Linked DNA regions of Mus musculus: region 1 is linked to region 2. The links are chromatin loops, found by intact Hi-C in ENCODE. Cell type or tissue: heart. All regions are shown on one strand. Each heading gives the region's core, and the rest is flanking DNA. Links, peaks and the distances in the headings are about the cores only. Region 1 holds the start of Gm52543 (a long non-coding RNA gene). Region 2 holds the start of Adrm1 (adhesion regulating molecule 1).

What was found. Peaks named below come from ENCODE experiments on the same cell type or tissue, not always from the same donor. Only the 100,000 strongest peaks of a DNase experiment are listed, where the experiment ranks them.
Region 1: a loop joins it to region 2, with 2.5 times the contacts of the local background. A loop is called at or near these places in 4 of 42 quality-filtered maps.

Annotation. Positions count from the first base shown.
Region 1 is chr2:180,341,224-180,351,651 of GRCm38, reverse strand. It overlaps Gm52543 (a long non-coding RNA gene), which reads left to right and starts at 5,161. Exons shown (of 5, transcript XR_003953987.1): 1 at 5,161-5,404. In heart, for the core only: a CTCF peak has its summit at 4,333 (motif pointing right); a DNase peak (open chromatin) is centred at 4,341; H3K4me3 peaks cover 1,364 bases; H3K27ac peaks cover 4,762 bases.
Region 2 is chr2:180,165,885-180,176,312 of GRCm38, reverse strand. It overlaps Adrm1 (adhesion regulating molecule 1), which reads right to left and starts at 4,725. Exons shown (of 10, transcript NM_019822.3): 1 at 4,625-4,725; 2 at 4,066-4,279; 3 at 3,341-3,457; 4 at 2,280-2,403; 5 at 1,918-2,004; 6 at 1,367-1,448; 7 at 921-1,153; 8 at 558-715; 9 at 357-459; 10 at 30-239. The coding sequence starts at 4,278. The coding sequence ends at 133. Gm29886 (a long non-coding RNA gene) reads left to right here and starts at 5,063. Exons shown (of 4, transcript XR_867152.3): 1 at 5,063-5,147; 2 at 5,530-5,805; 3 at 10,320-10,416. In heart, for the core only: CTCF peaks have their summits at 2,964 (motif pointing right) and 4,932 (motif pointing left); DNase peaks (open chromatin) are centred at 4,052, 4,832 and 5,372; H3K4me3 peaks cover 2,688 bases; H3K27ac peaks cover 2,168 bases.

The DNA of each region.
Region 1 (10,428 bases), core at 1,054-9,053, 170 kb before region 2:
AAAAATTCAACTGCTCAAAGATGAGGTATGTATTGGCGCTACTCCACCATCCTGCCTTCTGGGTCTGGGTGAGGTGGAAGGGTGTTTGGCTTCCTAGAGGCAGGGATGAGACTGGGACTCAGCAATGCTGGAAGAAGGAACAGATATGAACATCATCCTCTGTACATATACATGTAACTACGGTTGCACGGATGTGCCCTTGGTACACATGTAATAGCAGCAGAAAGCAGAAACCTGCTTCCACGTCAGCTGCCTGGTGCCAGCGTGAGATGCAGCCATCAGGAGGCAGGATGGTCTACTGCCTCTGTGTGCTGCTATCCCAGCAGTGTACAGTGACATCGAAGCTATAGCCTGAAGTAGGCATTCATGGATGAAATGTCTACGGTCATGAAGTTTCTAAGACAATGTGTACATGACAAGCTGGCTGTCAACCTTCACGGCTAGCCTTGGGGAGAAAGAATTATGAACAACTGGCATTCAGCTTCCCTTTGCTGTCTGTCCAGAGGGGAGCCCTGCATCCCCTAGGGTCCCACTAGAGCCTATAATAGCCAAGACAGCTGCCACATGATAGGCAGGGCTGGTCGCCTGCTCACATCCTCCAAGAACCCTAGTATTATCTCCTAACTTACATTTCAGGAGGGCAATGTCACCATAGTCAGTGCTGTATGTCCCTGGACATTTCTGATTTCCATGCTGGCCAAAGTCAACATGACTCCTCATGTGGTGCTGGGTTTCCAGTCTTACTCTACTGCCCCCTGGTGGTCCTTCTGAACCAAAGGGGCTTCTGTGAGGCATCAGGAAGGCCAGTGCTTCCTCAGGTATTGAATACCACAGAACTTTTGACCTTGGCCCCTCCCCTGATGGACTTAAAGACTAGGCAACATTCCTGATTGACCCCAGGCCCATCTTGATAGTGTCATTAGTCCAGTCTTGGTGGCGGATAGTGAGCTGACCTCCCCATTCCTATAAATCCCAAGGTGTCCAAGACAGGTCTCTAAGTAGAGAGGCATCAAGATATTCAGGACAGAGTCACTGCCTGCTCCTTTCTGGGCAGAAAAATGTGGCAGTGGGTGGTATAGTACTGCCCACCTGGGTGTGACCCTTGAGAGAGCAGCCCCCTTGCACAGCTCAGGACTCTTTCCCTACCCACCTTCCTTCTTGCCCTACCCAAACACAGCAACCAAGATCATTGCAGCCATGACGTACCCTCCTCATTTCATACCAAAAAAATGAAGATTTGTATCTACACATTCTGGCTGCAGTTGCTTGGACTTAACATATATGATAAGTACACATAAGCAACCCAAAAAAAATTCAACCAGGGAATTCCTGCAGCTGACAAACACCTTTACTAAAGTGTTTGTACAAGACTAACTCAAGTAAAGAAAAAAATCAGTAGCCCACAAATGACAAATGGCCTGAGAAAGGAATCAGGAAAACAAGATCCTTCATGATAGCCACAAATAATGTAAAATATTGGGTAACTCTAACCAAGCAAGTGACAGACTTGTATAACAAAAACTTCAAGTCTGTGAGGAAAGAAAATGAAGAAGCTATCAAAAGATGGAAAGATCTCCCATACTCATGGATTGGTAGGATTACCATAGTAAAAATGGCCACCCTACCAAATCTACAAATGCAATACAATCTCCACCAAAATCCCAATGCAATTCTCTATAGACCTTGAAAGGACAATACTTAACTCCATGTGGAAAACCAAAAAACCTAGGATAGCTAAACCTAGGATACTCCTGTACAATAAAAGGACGTCCAGGGGCATCACATCCCTGACTCAAGCTGTACCTCAGAGCTATAGCAATAAAACCACATGGTATCGGCAGAAAAGCATTGGCTGATCAATGAAATCAGTGAACACCTGATTTTTATAAAGAAGCCAGAAATACACAAGCGAAAAAATTTAAAAAGCATCCGCAATAAATGATGCTGGTCTTACTGGATATCTGCATGTAGAAGAATGCAAATAGATCCATATCTATCACTCTGCACAAAACTCAACTCTAAGTGGATCAAAGACCTCAACATAAAATGAGATACACTGAACCTAATAGAAGAGAAAGTGGGAAATAGCCTTGAACGCATTGGCACAGGAGACAACTTCCTGAATAGACATCAATAGCACAGGCACTAAGATCAACAATCAATAAATGGGACCTCATGAAACTGAAAAGCTTCTGTGAAGCAAAGGACACTGTCAATAGGACAAAACCTACCGAATGGGAAAAGATCTTCACCAACTCCACATTTGACAGAGGGCTAATATCCAAAACCCATTAAGAACTCGAGAAAGTGGATATTTTAAAAACCAAATAATCCAATTAGAAGGTGGAGTTCAGATCTAAACAGAATTCTCAATGGATAAATCTCAAATGGCTGAGAAACACTTAAAGAAATGTTCAACATCCTTAGCCAGCAGGGAAATGCAAATCAAAGCTACTTTGAGATTCCATCTTACACCTGTCAGAAAGGCTAAGATCAAAAACACAAGTGACAGCTCACACTGTTGATAATGTGGGAGGAGTAAGGAGAACACTCCTCCGTTGCTGGTGGGAGCGCAAACTTACACAGCCACTTTGGAAACAGATATGGCAGTTTCTCAGAAAATCGGGAATTGATCTACCTCGAGACCCATCGATACCACTCCTAGGCATATACCCAAAGGATGCCACATCCTACCACAAGGACACTTGTTCAACCATGTTCATAGCAGCCTTATAATAGCCAGAAACTGGGAACAATCTGAATAATGGATAAAGAAAATGTGGTTCTGAGAGAATTCCTCAGCTGTTAAAAAAAATGACATCATGACATTTGCAGACAAATGGATAGCACTCAAAAAAAAAAATCCAAAATCCACCCTGAGTGAGGTAACCCAGACCCAAAAGACAAACGGTGTGTACTCACTGGTAAGTGAACATTAGCTGCTAAATCCACAGATCATACTCCAATCCACAGACACAGAGAAACTCATGGATCTTCTTGGGAAGGGGAAAGAGCTTTGTAGGTGGACTGGGGGTGGATGGGGGTGGGAACAATAGGGATCAGGCTGGGGGAGGAGAGTTCTGGGAAAGGCGACTGGAATTGGAGGGGGTATTGGAGAGGCAATGCAGAACCCTAGTGCTGTGGAAATGCCCTGAGGGTGAGGGTAATCCTAGTGAATTCTGCTAGTAACAGGGAATACTGAGTCAGAACTAGCTGTCTTCTTTAACCAGGCAAGGCTTCCAGCCCTGGGACTGAGACATAACCCAGCCATAAATCCTTCCGCGTACAATCTGTCCTGCCTGCGAGACATGCTAGGGTAATGGTGGTGTAGAACTTGTGGGAATGGCCAACCAATGACTGGCCAAGTTGAGGCCAACACCACAAAAGGGAACCCACAACTGACAGTGTCTGGAAGGCCAGGAACCAGAGACTGGACAGCCCAGAGACTCGGGAGAGAACCAAAAACGACTGGCAAAAAAGACAATAAAGTAATTCCTAGTGATACTCTGCTATCCTCATAGATCAGTGCATGGACCAACTGTCAACAGAGGGATGCTTTCCAGCAACTGACGGAAATAAATGCAGAGGCCCACACAGCCAAGCCAACCAAACATCAGGCATGGCCAGGGGAACTCCAAAGAAGATGGGAGGAAAGATTGTAGGAGCCAGAGGAGTTGAGGATGCCACAAGAACACAACCCACAGAACCAACTAAGCAGAGCCCACAGAGGTTCACAGAAACTGTAGCAACAAACACGGACCCTGATGAGACTGAGCTGGGTCCTCTGCATATACATTATAGTTGTGTAGCTTTGTGTTCTAGCAGAAGACACAACAGTGGGAGTTTTTTGCCTGCTCTTGGGGCCCTTTTCCTCCTGTTGGGTTGCCTCATCCAGCCTTGATATGAGGGTTTGTTCCTGATCTTATTGTAACTTGTTATGCCATGTTTGGTGGGTATTCATGGAAAGCCTGCTCTTGGGGGGGGGGGGCATAAGAGGAATGGATCTGGGGGAGAATGGAAGTGGGGAAGGAACTGGGAGGAGTGGAGGGAGGGAAAACTGCCGCCAGGATATAATGTATAAGAAAAGGGAGGGAGAAGGAAGGCTAGAAAGAGGGAGGAGAAACGTGGCCCATCTGTCTCCTTCCACGCTCAGTGCTCAATGATACTGTGTGGCCCTAGTGAAACTTGCTCTCGCATTTTCCATGGGGCTGGAAGCCCACTGATCCTAGGACCTAAAGCCTCGTGGCTAGCCAGCTGCAGGGACCTCCTGGCAACAAACCTGACTCCCCAAACCCTGCAGGCCCCACCTCTCAAGGAAATGTTCAGTATGGCCACCAGGGGGCGCCCGTCGCACACTAGACACTACCAAACAAAAGCAGGGCCACAGGAAAGGCCTCTCAGCGAAAACAGGGACCCAGAGTGCTGCTTGCTATCTAGCTGAGCTACCAGGTAGCAGGACTCTGCCTGGGGGTTGAGATGAGAACACCCCAAGCTCCATTCTGCACTGTTCCCACCCAACCAGCCCAGGTGTGTGCTGATTCACCTCACTTCGGGGTGTCCATCAGGAACACGCTCCAAGAGGAAGCCTCCAAAGCTTATCAGAGTCCTGGAGACCTACTAGGTGCAAGCATGGCCAGAGCTGTCCCTTTGTGTAGAGTTACCCAGGCTGACCATGGAGTAGGGCCCACCATCTCCTCTCACTGCAGAGAGAAGGGGTGAGAACAGGAAGTCTGTAGAACAATTCAGACCTAAAGGGCCAGGACAGCTGAGCCCCATGCAGAACCAGAACTGGGTCTTCCTCTGCACAGTACCCTCGGCCTTCTGTGCAAGACCTGTGGGGAGGCTCGGTGGCTGATGGCCAGGATGGTTTTCATAAAGAAAGCACAGTCCGGATTCTAGCCTGGACTGGGCACAAGGGAAGCCAGCAAGCATGCAAGGAATCCTCTGGGCTTCAGCTACCAGAGTCCTCAAATCGGCACCGCTCCCTCAAAAGTCTTCTTCCTGCGTGTGCGCGTTCTCTGCCAGGTGTTCAGCCAACATCCTCTGTTTGTCTCCTTGACAGAGGGCCAAAGGGCCCCTCAGGCCTTAACCTATTCCCATCTGCTCAGGAGGATGAGAAGGGACCCTCACCAGACAGTGGCTGGGCTAAAGTGAAGGTGCTAGGGGCCAGAGCAGGCAGGCAGGGCTTCTGGAGAAAGCCACGCCTGACACAGATCTCCTCACCCACTCCAGAGGCTACAGTTTCCTGGGGACCCAACCTACTTCCCAAAGAGGGCAGTTCTGACAGGTGGGTGCCAACGTAGCCCATCCTGACACTCTGGGCTGAGAACTACTCACCGGCATGCCTGACCCTTGATATCTGCCAGGGACCCCAAAGGCCCTAAGAACTCCAGGTACCTCTCAGGTAATGCTTGGGGGGGCGTTGAAATAACTCCTACCAATCAATTGGATATGCAGGGTGGATTCAGATTTCTGGAAGGTGCTACTGTTTGACATTAATTATCAGACATTCATAATAATGTGTTCCAGGAAGTTCCACCGCTATATTTAGTCTGCTGGTTTTCCATGCCAGCCAACATTTCCCGGAACCTCTTTTAGAGAAAGGAAGTGAGCCCAAGCCCCTGGTACTCTGTCTGTGCACATAGGCCAGGGCCAGGGTTCCTAGAAAGAGCCCTCACTCTAGAGATCCAAGGCCTCGGCTTCCCTTCCTCTGAAGCTGATATTAACATGCCCACACTCACCCACCCTCTCACCACAGCATTGCTCCATCAGCTGATAAGCTCAGTAAGCAGTCTCCGGGCCTACAAGATGGGATGCCAGCCCAGGGCATCTTAGCTCCCCAACTTTACAGCATACACACACACACACATGCACACATATACATACATACGCACGCACACTCACACACACACACACATACACACATTTACATACACACACACATGCACACATATACATACACACACATGCACACGCACACATGCACACATATACACACACATGCACACACATACATACACACACACACATGCACACATGCTGTCCATACTCACTCTTAAACATCTGCAGCCTGGTCCTCAGAATCTTGGAACTAAAGCAAGGCTGCACAGACAGACATCCTGACATCCTGAGATGTCAGAGTGCCCACTCAGACATGGAGGAGTCAGCAGGAGGTTTAGGGTCCCACTCAACATAACCTCAGATAGGTCATCTGCCTTTGCGGGGGCCTTGGTTTCCATTCTGAGGGTCCCCAGCAAACTGGGTGACCTGTGATGTGTGTGTTGTCTGATGGGGTTGAGATTCTTTAGTTTTGTTATGCATGCAAGTTCTTTTATCTGATTCTGGGGGTGCTGAACAAGCTGCATAGCCAGTCTGAGGCCTCTAAGTTCCTTATCTGTAAAATGGGGGCAATAGCAACCTCTCCTTATAGGCAGAGTAATTGTTCTCCAGATATCCCGGAATTTGTTAACAAGTCACCTAATGTAGTCTCCCCACCTTAGGTGGCAACAGAATTTCAAAGGTGTGACTGTTTAGGGCATTGAGAAAACAGATAATATTAGCTCAACCATGGCCGAGGCTGCAAAATGTAAGTAGGGGAAAGACACCACACAGGGCCTATCTAGCCTTCTCAGGACCCACCAGGAAGTGCCTAAGCTAGTCTGGAGACAAGGTAACACGCAGGTGGGGCTCAAGGCTGGGTGTCAGGGCAAGTAGGAAGATTAAACTGTCTTAGAAACAAGCTTTCCCCATGTAGGCCAGGCTGGTCTGGAACCTGTGACCCTCCTGCTTCAGCCACCCCAGTGGGAATGACTGGCAGGTAGCACGGCTTCAGGCAGGAGATTAAGTTTCTATGAGGCCCCAGAGACTGAGAATTCCCTAGAGCAGTGGTCCTCAACCTTCCTGAGGCAGAGACCTTTTAGTACAGTTCCTCGTGTTGTTGTGACCCCCAAGCATAAACTTATTTCCATTGCTACTTCATAGCTGACATTTTGCTACTGTTATGAACTGTAATCTAAATATGTGTGTTTTCTGGTAGTCTGACACCACCCCTGTGAAAGGGTCATTTGAGCCGCCAAAGGTTGAGAACTGCTGCATCGAGGCTCCCTCACATGATGCCCCCTATTTACTTAATTAGCAAGAGGGTGACAATGATCACCAGAGCACACCCTCCCTAGGGGCACCTCAAGGGCGCTGGCCTGACTCTTGCTCTTCTGGGAGCACAGATTTTCCTCTGCCTGCTTTGGCCCACAGTGAGCAAAGTTCCCTAAGTTAGGATGCAACACAACCCCAGGACTCAGTTTTCCTAGGAAGGAGCAAGGACAAGGGGAGAGAACCAGGCACACGGGGTTCCCTTGGCAAAGGAAGGGCTACAAGGCAGGCATGGGACTGGGAGGGACAAGAGGAGGGGCCACAGGGCAAGTGTCAGCAACAGACACAACTATGAGGAGCAGGGACGTTAGTCTGTGCAACCTGAACGAGTTGCACCTGGAGGCTCAGCCGGCTCTGCGAATGGGGGTCCACGGTAACCTATGAACTGCAACCTCCACTGAAGCCCAGTGCAGCCTGGGATCTCGAGGATACTATGACGGATGGCACGGTGCTGTCGCTGCTGCATGTAGCTCCCTAAAGTTGCTTTCTGGCCTGGAAGGACCTGCCCTGCCCCAAGACTTATCCTTTTATGGCAGAATATAAGGCACCCTGTAGATCACAATCCCATCCCACCAAAATCCTTTACTCAGCCAGGTCTGGAAGGGCTGCCATGAGGACACTGAGGCAAGATCTGCCCTAACGTCAGCAGAAAAGAAGTATCTCTGAAGCCAGGCTACAAAATCAGCTCGCTCAGATCTGGGAGCAGTTTCCCAGAGCATGACTGGCCACTGCCTCCTGGGAACTGTGCCTAGCAGGCTATGTATGCCTCAGCAGGAATCTTCATCCAGGCTGTACTTCCTATGAAATGAGAGTCCCATGTGCAAGGGACAGCCTCCGCTGCTTACTCTCCTACCCTGGGACTCAGCTTCCCCTGAAGTAGCAAATGAGTGATAAGGGGTAGGAGGTCCAAGTGGTGGCTCAGAGCCAGCCCAGGCCGTCCTTTGTGGAAGACCTACCTGGCTCAGCTGCAGGGAAGGGTAGGGATCTTAGGAGCTCTAGGGAACCAGCTGGGATGCTGGGCCATCACCCTGACTTTATGGCTGGGTGATCAGTGAGTCACCACCTGTTCCAGGCTGTACCATGCGCCACCTCTCAGGGAGGACCCTCGCCCTCCTGCTCCAACCCACCCGCGCCCAATTGCCAAGACAAGCCCTCCATTCCATCTGCATTTGGGGTGCCGCAAAGGTCAGAGCCGTCTGTGCCGGGAAACGCCTTCTCACTGCCGTGGCCCAGGCTCAAAGTCCACGGCTGCCTGTTTGCTGTGCCAGGGCATTTTCCTGGGAGGTGTCGGTTCTGGCAGAAGAGGCAGAAGCCTACAGGCAACGATGAGTAGAAACCAAGTACGGGATCTAAAAAGACCCAGATGAGATCCACAGAATGGGCAAAGGGGCTCTCAGTCTATGGGCAGTGGGGTAGCTGATGTAAAAAGGCTTTACCCATGCAAATGGTGAAAAACACAGCTAGCCCTGCTTCCTTGCCAACCCTGCGTCCTCCAGCATTTTGGAAGGGACCCGATAGCCTTTACTAGACAGCACAAGCTGCTGCCATCCACAGAAAGCCCATTTGTGGGAAATCTATCAATGTTTCCATGCAAGTGTATAGAAACATGGCTACAGAAAAGGAGGGGTTAATTCTACCTTGGACTCCTTCCATCTGGATCCCACGGGGCTGGGCCTGGATGTCTAACTGAGACCAGAGGATTATCAGTGGGAACAGTTCTATAGGGTTTCACCAAAGCAGAAGCAGTTATCAGGCTACAGGCAAAGCCAACAGAGGAAAGACTCACCCTTCCACTCCCTACAACCAAGTGTCTCCTCCCAGCAGATCCTCTGTGAATCCCCTGCCAGGCTCATTTACACAGAACAAGCTTCTCTTCCTGAATGGATGGAATGAACCCTACCACCAGCGCCTGTCATTTTTCAGTCCCTGAGAGGACAAAGGAATAGAGGCCTTCAGCAGGAACCAGACTTCAGAGGAGACAAATTGACAGATCCAGCACAACTTCCACCCAGGGCACCAGACAGCCCTGCCCTGAGCAGAAGCAGCTCCAGGGCAAGGTGAATCACATTTTCCATTTCCAGCTCTGGGGACACAGTCTGTGTGGCATGGCCCAGAGAGACTTGCAGTCCTGCTCAAGTCCTGCAGCAAGTGGTCCAAGCTGCAGAGACCGAGACAGGACGCTTTGAAAAGGGGAAGTCTCATCAGGAGAGATTTGCCTTCTCAGTGAGATGTCTGAGCAGAGGTTGCATCAAAGGAGTCCCATGGGAAAAAGCAGGCAGCAAGGAATGGTGGGGCTTTGCAGGGCAAAGAGTGGCCTCTCAGGTTGCTACAGTCATGGCTACCAGCTTGGGGGGGGGGGGTTGTTTGTTTATTTGTTTGCTTTGTCTTGTTCTGTTTCACACGGCTGAAACTAGCATTGACTTTTCCAAGAAGCCCAGGATGATCTCAAACTTCCGGTCCTTCCTCTGCCACCTCCCAAGTGCTAGGGATCTCACAGTCCTTGGTTTTGATATTTTTATTTTCTCATAAACCTTTCCAGTTTTTAAAGCAAAGTGGAGCACCTATCATGACTGCCTGTTTGCAAACTAGCCTAAGCAACAGCACGGAGGCATTCCCCAAGCAAGGTACAGGAATGGGTGGGCTTCTCTGCCTCACAAAGACCCCTACAGTCTAAAAAGGCAAAACTCCCTGTCCCTCTCCCCACAGCCCTCCCCACCATGACACCTGCGTTTACCTCCCTGTGCCACCACACACCTTCACCTCCCATGAGGTTCAGGAGGTGCTCGATACTTCTGTGTGCTCACTGGGTGTTGCCACACACACACACACACACACACACACACACACACAAGCGTAGAAAGACTCTAGGAAAGAAAAGCTTGCTCACCCTGGGCCATAGCAGAGACAGTGGTCCCCAGTGAACACGCTGGGTGCCGGGCATTCCTCTCAGCACCCAGAGCCACCAGCTAGAGAAGCCAGGCCACCCGGGGGGGGGGGCTCTTTCTGCTTGAGCCCCAACTGACAGCTGGTGTCAGCGCTGGCGCCACCATGTCAGTGGGATGGGCCCGTTCTTCAGCTAGCAAGATGCCAAAAGCTCGCTTATCTCTCCTCCAAAGGAAGCTGCACCAGGCAGGGGCTCCAGGCCTACGGGAGGTGGGAGGACCAGGTTTTCTAGTAAGATTCATCTGCAGAAAACTGTTTTGTAGATTTCCAGTTGCAGCTGTAGCTGCTGGTGAGAAATTCCTCCTCAGGAGAAAGGCAACTTCCAGACAGGGTTCA
Region 2 (10,428 bases), core at 617-8,616:
GCAAGTAACACAGGCCCAGACCATACTGGACAGGTACAAGGAAGGACTTTATTAGTGAGGTGGGCAAATCACAATCACCACTACGGAATCACACAGCTACCAATTCCAACTTGGGGACGGACACTGAATAATTTAGTCTAGACTCATATCTTCTTCTTCGTCTTTCTTGTCTTTTGTGTCGCCCTCCTTTGGGTCCGATTTGGCATTGTTCTGCATGGCTTTGGCAAATGCTTCCACATCTGAAACAGCCACAGAGGCCTAACTAAACCTCAGGCTAGGGCTACCACCCAGGCAGCCAGCCTCTAGCATTCCACAAACACAGGGTTGGCTCTGGCCGATGGGGGATCAGTACTCACCACCTTTGTTGGCGGCCTCAACAGCCTCTGCAGGAAGGCCGAACTGGCACATGAGAGGGCCAAGCTGTCCTGAGGCCAAGGCCGCACTGAACATACCCAGGGCCTGCAACAAGGAGCAGCCATGCAGACCTGGGTGCCGAAGGCACCAGACCCACCAAAGCTAAAAGACACAGGTACAGAGAGTGCCATGGACATCCATACCTGCTGGAACTGGGGCGAGGTTAATGTGTTCTGGATCTCATCTGCAGTCTGGGGCAGAGACTCCCCAGAGGGCAGGTAGGGCAGCAGGCGCTCCTGAACGTCTGCATTGGCAAGGATGGGAGCCATGATCTCTGGGGTCAGCACACTCGCCAGATCCACTAGGGCACAAGCAAGGTGGCCATCAGTGGCCTGATGCTAACCCAGGCACCCAGAGGGCAGGAGACTGGGAGCCTGTCCGCAGGGCAGCATGAGGTAGGCAGGTGTGGCTGGACGCCATGGACACCAGGCTCCACATCTCCAGGAGTCATGGAGTTTATGGTCAGCAGTCCTTCACCCTGTGAGCACCCACCCACAGCTCTTTACCTTGCTGGCTGCCTCCTGGCCCTGCCGGCACGTTCATAGTGGCCAGAATGCTCTGGAGGTCGCTCAGCTGGATGGGCTGGGTCGGGCTGGCTGCTGTGCTGGTTCCATTACCTGAGCTGGGTGCGGGGCTTGGGCTGGTTGCCGAGGCAGCTGCTGGGGCAGAAGGGGCTGGGGTGGCGCGAGCGGAAGAGGTGGAGGAGGATGGGGTGACGGCTGCCGACTGGCTCCGGGAGCTGGGGAAAGTGAGCAAGGGCTGGAGCAGCTAGGCCCACCATGCTTCAGGGCTACTTACTCCTCAGGTCTGCAGGCCCACCTCCCCAGGCAACAAGTTGAGGTAACGGGGACCCTCTACCCTATCTCCTGAGTGAGTTCAGAAAAGGAGAAGGTGCTGGCTGGTGCTAGGTAGTGCCTGGTATTCATGTCAGGCATTGGGGGATGGAGCTCACCTGGATGAAGAGCTGCTGGCTGGAGGTCCACTGCTCCCCAGCAAGCTGGCCAGGCCTGGCCCAGTGAGGGCCCCAAGTCCACCTACAGAAATAAAGAAATGTGTGCTAGATACACCCTCCAGCCCACTTGAGAAGACACTAACCCATGTCCACCAGTAAGAGAAGCTACATATTCCAATACCAACACCAAGGGATGAACAGGGAGGGTTAGGTAGCCACAAGAGGCTGTAGTGACCACGCCATACTAGTCTGCATTCTAAAAGCTATTCTACTGAGTTAGGTCATTTCCACCCCACCCACACTCATACTCACGAACAGGCCAATCTCAGCCAGAACAGTGCCTTCTAAGTAACTGTACCACTTGTGCTGTACCCCAGGTAAACTCCATATACACATGCTAGACCAGGCCCTCTCCACCCACCCAGCAGACAAGCACCTTCCAAAGGAGCGGCACAGGGAACACACAGACATGGCTGAGAGAAAACCCCGGGTCTGCAAGCAAGCACTGAAAGGGCACCTATGGGAGGGAGCCAGGGACAGCGGGGCATTACCCAGTCCTCCCAGGCCGGCTGGTCCGATGAGCTGCATAAGCTGGCTGTGACTCATGTTCCCCAACAGGCTCTGCAGGCCACCCTCACCTGGTAAACACAGGAATCAGACATGGGCCTGCTGTGGTGGCCTTGGCCAGGACCTAGACCCTTGTGAGCACTGCACTCTATGGCAGATGCTTGGCCTTGGCCCTACCCAAGAACCACTGAGGGAGTAACAGCCTCTGGAAGGAGGCAGCAGGGAGCAGGTGAGCTCTGTGTAGATGGGAGGAAAGAAAGAACCAGAACTTATCAAGCAGGCTCTGCCTCACAGTGTCCCCAGTCACTGAAGGACAATGCCCCACGCAGGTCTAGGTGATAATTACCGCCCAGTGCTGAAAGCTCATGGCCACTACTCCCACTTGCTCCCAGTGACCCAGGCATGGGGGGGTTGTTCAGACACTCGTTGACTTTCCGGCAGTGCTCCTCATCTTGGTCAGTCTTGGGCTCCTGCCAGAGAGCATATGCAAAGAGCCAAAGCTGAGCAGTCTGCACAAGGAGCGGCTCCCTGCACCCATGTGGCCAGCTAGCCTCAATCAGCGCGCGCACACAGTGACTGGAGAGGCAGCACTACAAATGTGACAGCACAGCTCAATAGGACAGCAATGGCAACAGTGAGAAGGCCCCAGAGCCAATGATCACAATGCAAGACTGCAGTGCCTTCACTGTATGGCTCCTGGTGAGCCGTGCAGGGAACGAACTGATCCCCACCACCAGGCAAAGGGGCCACACCCCTTGTCCTCTCTGTGTTCTAGATCCTTGTGCTCAGGTGACCAGAACCCAGGCTGAGAGGAAGCCCCTCCCCTCCTGGTACTTTGCAGACAAATAGCTGCTTGTTGCCCCCTTTCACAGGATGACAATGGTAATGGCTGTGTACCCCACCCTTGAACATACCCCAAGTCTAGCCCTGACTCCAGACTGGACCCACATACCCAAGAGAGAGCCCATGTCCCATACCACAGCAGAACCACATTAACAGTATAAGAAACACAAATATGCCAATGGTCTCCAACAGGTGGCAGACTGTGGAGACTGCATTTGAGGGACACTGCAGATGTGGGTGAGATGCAGGAGCCATGACACTGAAGGGCCTCGCAACACACAGCACAGAAGAGCTTAAGTGGGGGACGTTCAACTGCTGAGAGAACAGAGGGCGTCACCTCTGGGAGCTAAAATTCGTGGCCATGGAGTAATGGAAGACCTGAGGCCCTGGAGCTGTGTGCCTACAGATAAGTCCACGAGCGGGGCTCCGGTGCCTAACCACCAGCTAGCCACCGTGGTAGGAACGCAGCCAGACCAGGCCCTCCAGGTCAGCACCTTCTAATGTGGGGAAAGTAACCCCAAGTGAATCACAAGGAAAGACAGAGTAGACCACTCTCCTGCTTACCTGCATCCAGAAGAAGAGCCGCTTGGACCCTGCCTTAAACTTGAGCACGTAGACCCTCCCACTGGGGCACTGAGGTACCCGCTTGAACTCACAGTCATCAGGAAAGATAATCAAGTCCTGGCGACACAAGGAGGACAGTCAGACGACAGATAGACAGAGGCACACAAGTGTGTACCACCAAGGCTTAGGTCCCTGAATATTTGCTGGACCCCAATAACAGGGTGGAGTCAAGAAGTCTCAGACCCCAGTGAAGACAAACAGAAGAGGGCCCAGACTGGAGGAATAGAAAAAGTGCTCTCTGAGGACCAGACGACTTAACAGAAACATTCTGGAACTGTGTTCCAAGAAGTAAAAGGTCAACCAACTCTGGCTAGCTGCTCCTAAGTGTAACAAAGAACAATGTACTTTGGGAGACAAAGAGCCCCAAGGAAAGCAGCCTCTTCAGAGCGCTAAACTACCCGAGGCTGTGGTGAGGGTCATATCTGCACACTCCTCCACAAGACTGGAAGTTTAAGGCCAGGGCTGAGGCCACCAGCCCACCCTATCACCCTGTCAGCAGGCTGTCTCTGCTAAAACCTTAAGAACCATGGTCACCACGGGGTGCATGGCTTCACAGAGTGACTGGAGCACTCTGCCAACCTTGGGACCCCTACACTAATCTATGGAAGATGAAGCCATATTCCCTGCTCTTGCCCCGCTGGCCTGTTCTGGCTACAGGCACTCACATCCTCCACGGTCCCAGAGGTCCTGTCTTTCCAACAGAAGTGAATAAGGGAGTCGTCCGTCTGCTGGATGTACACGAGACCTTTCCGTTTATCTGGGGTGACCGTAGTTCCTTTTAATGACATTTTTCCTGCCCGGAACTCCACCAAATATTTGGTAGAAGACCCCCGAGAGCCGGGCACCAGGCTTGGGAACAGAGCGCCTGAAGTCGTCATCCTGAAAAAACAGAGCGAGGCCCGTCGTTCCGCGTCGCGTGCTCAATGTCCCACCCATACGCCGGTCGGCCCGCGACTGCCCGGGAGCGGGAGCGCGCCAGGCTGCGCAAGGCCAGGGCTGTGCGCAGGGCCGAGCGCAGCCCCGCGGAGCCCCTGCTCCCGCGACGTCACTGCCCGCCCGTGCGGAGGGAGCCTCGCTGCGTCCGGCCCCGGCGCGTCTGGGGCACCGGCGGCCGGCCCGGACTGACTCGGCCCCCCGGCTGCTGCCGCGTCCCGTCCTCCCGCCGCTCGACCCAGCCTGGAGCCGCGTGCGCCTAAGCCGCCGCTGCCGCCACCGGGCCCCTACCTGGCGGTGCTCACACTCGGCCTAGGGGCACCGTCCGGGCTCGCTCTTCCTCCTCGGCGCCTGCCGGGCCTCGCCGGAAGCCCGTGCTTGGCCCGCCCCGCCGCCGCTCTCGCCGCGGATTGAGTTCCGTCAGCCGCGCGGCCGGCCCCGACCAGGTCCCGATTGGCCCTGGTCACCGTCCATCGCATCCGGCCCGCCTCCGCGCCGGCGGCCTGTTTCCGGCGGAAGCGCGGGCCAGAGCGGCCCCTATTGTTGCTGTGTCATAGGGGAGCGGCGGTGGCCCCTGGCGGCAGCGCTGGGAACAGCGCCCCGGCCTCCACGACTCGCAGAAAGGGCCCCCGCGGGGCGGCGCTGCAGAGGTCGAGACCAGGGTGATGGGCACCGGACCGTACACCAACGTGCTCGTGGGGTTGAGCTGTGACACGTACCCTGGGACGGATGTCCGCTGTTACCCATCTAGTTCTGAATGGACCTGTCTCTCTCCACACCGCAGGGAGACAGCCTGTCTGATTTGCATTATTGGGTGAGCGAGGTGTCAGGGCCCAAGACATAAAATAGTCACATGGTTTAAAAGGTAGGAGGTAGTCTCTTGACACGAGAGCGAGGAAAGTGTCAGCTTCATGTCACTTTGTGCTAATTTGACATACATTATAGGAAAGTACAAGCGGCTGCTCAGGATGGGGGAGTGGAGGTGGGGTGGAGAAGGTAGCATGGGGTTGCTCAATGCTGTAAGAACAAGTTCACAGAGCACCGCGGATGGGTGGGGTCTAAGGGCTGCTTGTAGCTAGTCAGGTAGGGTGCCACCACCTTCCTGTAGGGCAGAGGTGCTCGCAGAATGTAAAGCCCAAGAGTCCTCACAGTTTCTTTTACACACCACTTCCATTTCTTTGCTTCCTCTATGACAGCTTTAAGGCCCCAGGCCCACCCTCCAGCCCTCTCCAGGGCCAAGCAGTGCTGAATTCTCTGGCATGCTCCACAAGTTACCATCTGTGTATATGTGAAACGTGTGCGGTCTTTTTCTGAAACAAAGGTGAAAAGTAGTTTTTCTCACTTACTACTGTCTGACGCCGACACCAACGTGTTCCAGGCCAGCCTGAGCTGGAGGGAGTCCCGCCTCTAAGATGCATTTCTGTCGCCACTGTGGCTCACTCGCTTTAGTTCCTGCTTGGAATTCTGATGCAGTAAGTTCTACATGCTTGCGTCTGTCATCTTTTTGTTGGACTCTGTCCTGTGTAGTTTCCTTTTTTTAAAAGTGTGTGTCACCCATGTGGCAGTCTAAGCACAACATTCAGTAACTTGCTTCTTTACACTCTGGGTTCCTGTGATCAGACTTGGGTTACCAGACTTGCCTGGCAAACAATGTTACCTGTTGAGTCATCTCGCTGGCCCAGTTTCCAGCTTTACTACAAAAACCTTTGAATTTCGTTAGGTGTGGTGGCTCATGCCTGATAATCCCAGCCCTGAAAAGGCTGAGGCAGGAGAACTGCCAAGTGTTCAAGACCAATTTAAAAGATTTAATTGGGACTGGGGAAATGCTTCCGTGGTTAAAAGCACTGGCAGCTCTTGCAGAGGCCCCCAGGTCTGATTTCCAGCACCCATATGGCAGCTCACAACTGTCTGGAACCTCAGTTCCATGAGACCGGATGCCCTCTTCTGGCCTGTGTGAGCACCAGGCACACACACACATTGTATAGACATGCATGTAGGCAAAACACACATAAAATGTTTTAAGTCATTCTTTAAAGATTTAATTAATTTGGGAGCAGTTTGGAAAATAGAGCTGTCACTTCACTGTTATGTTCATAAACTGAAAGTTTATCTTTGCTTGTTGTCATGCTGGCTATCCAACCCAGGGCCGAAACATTCCTGGTTAATTGCTTCACCCCCACCTGGGTGTGGTGGTGCACACCTTTAATTCCAGCACTCGGAGGCAGAGGCAGGCGGATCTCTTGAGTTGGAGGCTAGCCTGATCTACAGAGTGAGTTCTAGGACAGCCAGGGCTACACAGAGAAACCCTGTCTCGTAAACTCCCCCCAAAAAAGTGCTTCACCCCCAAGTCACATTTCCAGCTCGATTTTGTAATTGGTTTTCATCTTATGTGTATGGGTGTTTTGCCTGAGTGTACATATGTACATGCTGGGTGCCTGCAAAGTCCAGAAGAGGGCTATCTGGGATCCTTAAGACTGAAGTTATAGACACATGTAAGTCACCATGTGGGTGCTGAGAACCTTAATGGGATGATGCAGCCCGGGCTGTTTAAAGCCCACATAAACAAAACTTCTTTGCAGGTGACAATTCTGTGTGGTGCTAGGCAGCCCTCATCATTTCTGAGAATCTTAGTTTCCAGAAGGCAGTGGTGGAGCCTGGTGTCAGAAGCTGACACTATAGCATGAAGCAGCCAAAGAGAAAAAGAAGAAAATCTAACCTGGTTGTGGCCCCAAGCAAATGTTACTTGCCACATATGTCAAAGCTGCTACTAGAGTCACAAAGAACCCACATTTCAAAGCCAGGAGATTGGGCTTCTGCCAGGTCATGAATGTTGAGGGCCTTGGATCCAGTATCTTCTCATGAGCCAGGAAAGCTTACAGTCCTATGGCACCTCCCATGCCTTCCTTAAGTATTCTGTAGCGGGAAGCACACCATCCTAGCTGGGTGCTGAGAAGGCTGTGTTCGTGGCCACTCCATTTGAGTGCTGCATAACGGCACAAAAAAGGCAAAGATGCTGGTCCCCACAGTTACTGCAGTTCACAAATACAGTCCTTGGAATGTCCAAACCTGTAGTAGAACCCAACAGTGGGTAGGCTGCAGTGATTACCTTGGCCCTGACCTGTGTGGACTACATTGTGGATGGTTTCTGTCTTTAGTTTCCATAAGGGAAGTCAGCCACTGGGGAGCTGACTTCGGCAGGTATGGCTTTCTCTCCATTTGTCTTATTAATAGACTTAATTCTTCAGAATAATTTTAGGTTCACCAGAGAACTGAGCAGAAAGTACAGACAGCTCACACTCCCCTGCCCCTGCCTCCCAGGCTGCACCTTCCAGGTGGGTCTATGAGAACCAGTAATGTTTCTCCCAAGTTCATGATCTTAGACATCCACAATATGCACGGGGCTCACTGGGCAGGTGCTACTCTGTTCCTCTAAATGAACACAAATCAGTTTCCAGCAGAAGACCAAGGTCAAAGCAGGGCAGTTTCGGTGTCTAGTAGGGCTATGTGGTAGGACACCTGCCTTCATAAGGGCTTAGTCCTATGCATGAGGGAGGCACCCTCAAGGCCTCCTCACCTGACAGTCCTGCCTCACAATGTTATCACAAAGTTTTGAGTTGTCCCTGGAGACAGTTAAACCAAACCAACACTGTTCACATATATTGTTTGAGACAGTCTCACTACATACCCCAGAATGGCCTCCAAATATTCAGAAGCCCCCTGAAAGCCACTGGGTAGTAAGTATACAGTACACCACACTTAGACTACGGGGCCTGGCATGTTCCCTATTCATATTGACAAACACTCCCATAACAGTGCCACAGCTCACAGCTCACCTGCACCCCAAGCCCTTCTTGCACATTTTTTCCCAAAATATCATGTTGTACTAGTGCACCGTGGCCTATGTAAAGGAACGTCTCTCAATGACAATTAAGTTCCCCCATGTCTTTTTTTTCTGACTTAAAAAAAAAGTTTTTCTTTTTTTTTTTAGTATGTAGGTGTACCATGTGCGAGTCTGCAGCAAACAACAGAGGGTGTCAGATTCCCTGGAATTAAGAGTTATCAGTTCAGTCTGGAGAGATGGCTCAGCAGTTAAGAGCACTGATTGCTCTTTTGAAGGTCTTGAGTTCAAATCCCAGCAACCACATGGTGGCTCACAACCATCATAATGAGATCTGATACCCTTTTCTGGTGTGTGTGAAAATAGCTACAGTGTACTTACATATAATAATGAAGCTTTAAAAAAAAAAGTTACCGGTTTTTGTCAGGTGCTGGGAACCAAATCATTGTCTATCACTCTAGCTTCCCACCCTTTAATGGTGGAATTGTGCCGAGGCTTGCTTGTGGAAGTCAGAGCAAAATGTCTGTAAGTTCAGGAGCTAGGTCTCTTCTTCTGCCATGTAAATACTGGATATAAAACTCGGGTCATTACGCTAGGGGGCCTTACCTGCTGAGCCAGGCCCTTTTATGGCTTGGAATCTCCTTTCCAACACTGATATTCCATGATCTGGATGCATCTCTGTTCACTTACTGAAGTTGTTCTTGGTTTCTTACAAGTACCTGTGTGTAGGTCTGTGTTGGTAAATATGAAAGCCTGTTTGTCAGCTTTGTGGTAGGACTGTATTTGGTTGGGTTTTGTTTTTGGAAACAAGGTCTCAATATGTAATTAGGGCTAGCCTTGAACCCAAGACTTTGTCTTCCCCTCCAAGCTGGGGCTACATGTGTATCACCATGGGCATGGTATGGTTAGTTTTCCTTCTTTCAATAGTCAGGGTCTGTGTAGCCCTGGCTGTCCTGGAACTCAGCAGGCTGGCCTTGAATTCTAGAATAAGGAAGAGGTGCATTTAGTTTTCTAAGTCCCTGAAGCCTGCCTCTGCATGCCCCAGTGGTGCTGAGTGCCCTGCTGTGCCAACCCTCACCATGTGTCGGCAGGTTTCTAATGCTCTACAACCTGAGCACTCCCTAGCTTCACCTGCCACTATGGTTCCTCTTTGGTGAGGTGGCAATGTTTGTGTTTGTTTTTACAGACAGTAAGCATACTATAACCATGTGACTCAGCTAGTATTTCTTAGGCATTTACCTAAGAGAGATGCAAGCTGATATACAGGCGAGGTGTATTGACTCACATGTGATATCCCAGCACTGAGGAGGCTGAGGGTAGTAGTTTCAAGCTACATGAGATGTGACCTCAAAGAAAACCAAGAGGGTCTGGGAAGATAGCTTACTTGTTAAAATGCTTGCAGAGCTAGTACCGGGGAGGGAATTCCTGCAGTTCACTGATCGTCAGCCAGTCCAGCCTAATCATGTGCTTCAGGTCCCAGAGAGACTTTCAGAAAACAGATGGATGCTCATGAGAATGACACCCAAGGCTGAAGTCTGCTCTCTGTACACAAAGTAAGTAGAGCGAAAGAGGTATCCACAGGAAACCTGTGTACAACTATCCAGGGTTCTTTACAAATGCCACAAATTTGAATCAGTCTGGTGAATGGACAAAAGGTGACAGACATCTCAGTGCTTACAGAAAAGCAAAGGAACGAACAGAGAAAAGAACTAGCCCAGGCTCACCCGCACTCAGGCTCCCACAGCCACTGTTGGATAAACTAGTAAAAATGAAAACAGCCAGACAGAAAGGAATTGGGGACAGAATCTGTCAGGTGGGGGTGGTCAGGGCTGGGGAAGCCTGTTTAATAGGGCACCTACATGGCTTCTGCAGTGGGCTTTGGCAGCAAGTGGCCATGCGAGAGTATGAACTTGCTGGAACACATAGGTGACACCATTCAAGAAGAGGCCCTGGCAGGTGTGAGCCTGGGCAGCTCCACCTTCTGGTGCTTGCTGCTTGGGGTCAGAATGGAGGTAAGATGTGTGCTAACAGTGTCCTAACAGTCAGACGCTGCACTGAGGACCTGTGCCAATGGTGCCATCTGCCCTGCACAGCTGGAGCATTGCAAGCACATGTATTCTGGAAGACCATCTGTCCCTCTATCCACAGAGTCATGACACTGGATAAACTTGTGGGCTCCCTCCCAGGCAATCAAGCTGCCCCAGCCCAGCTGTTTTATGGCTTCTCTAGTCCCCAAGGAGAGAGGGTAAGTAGAGCC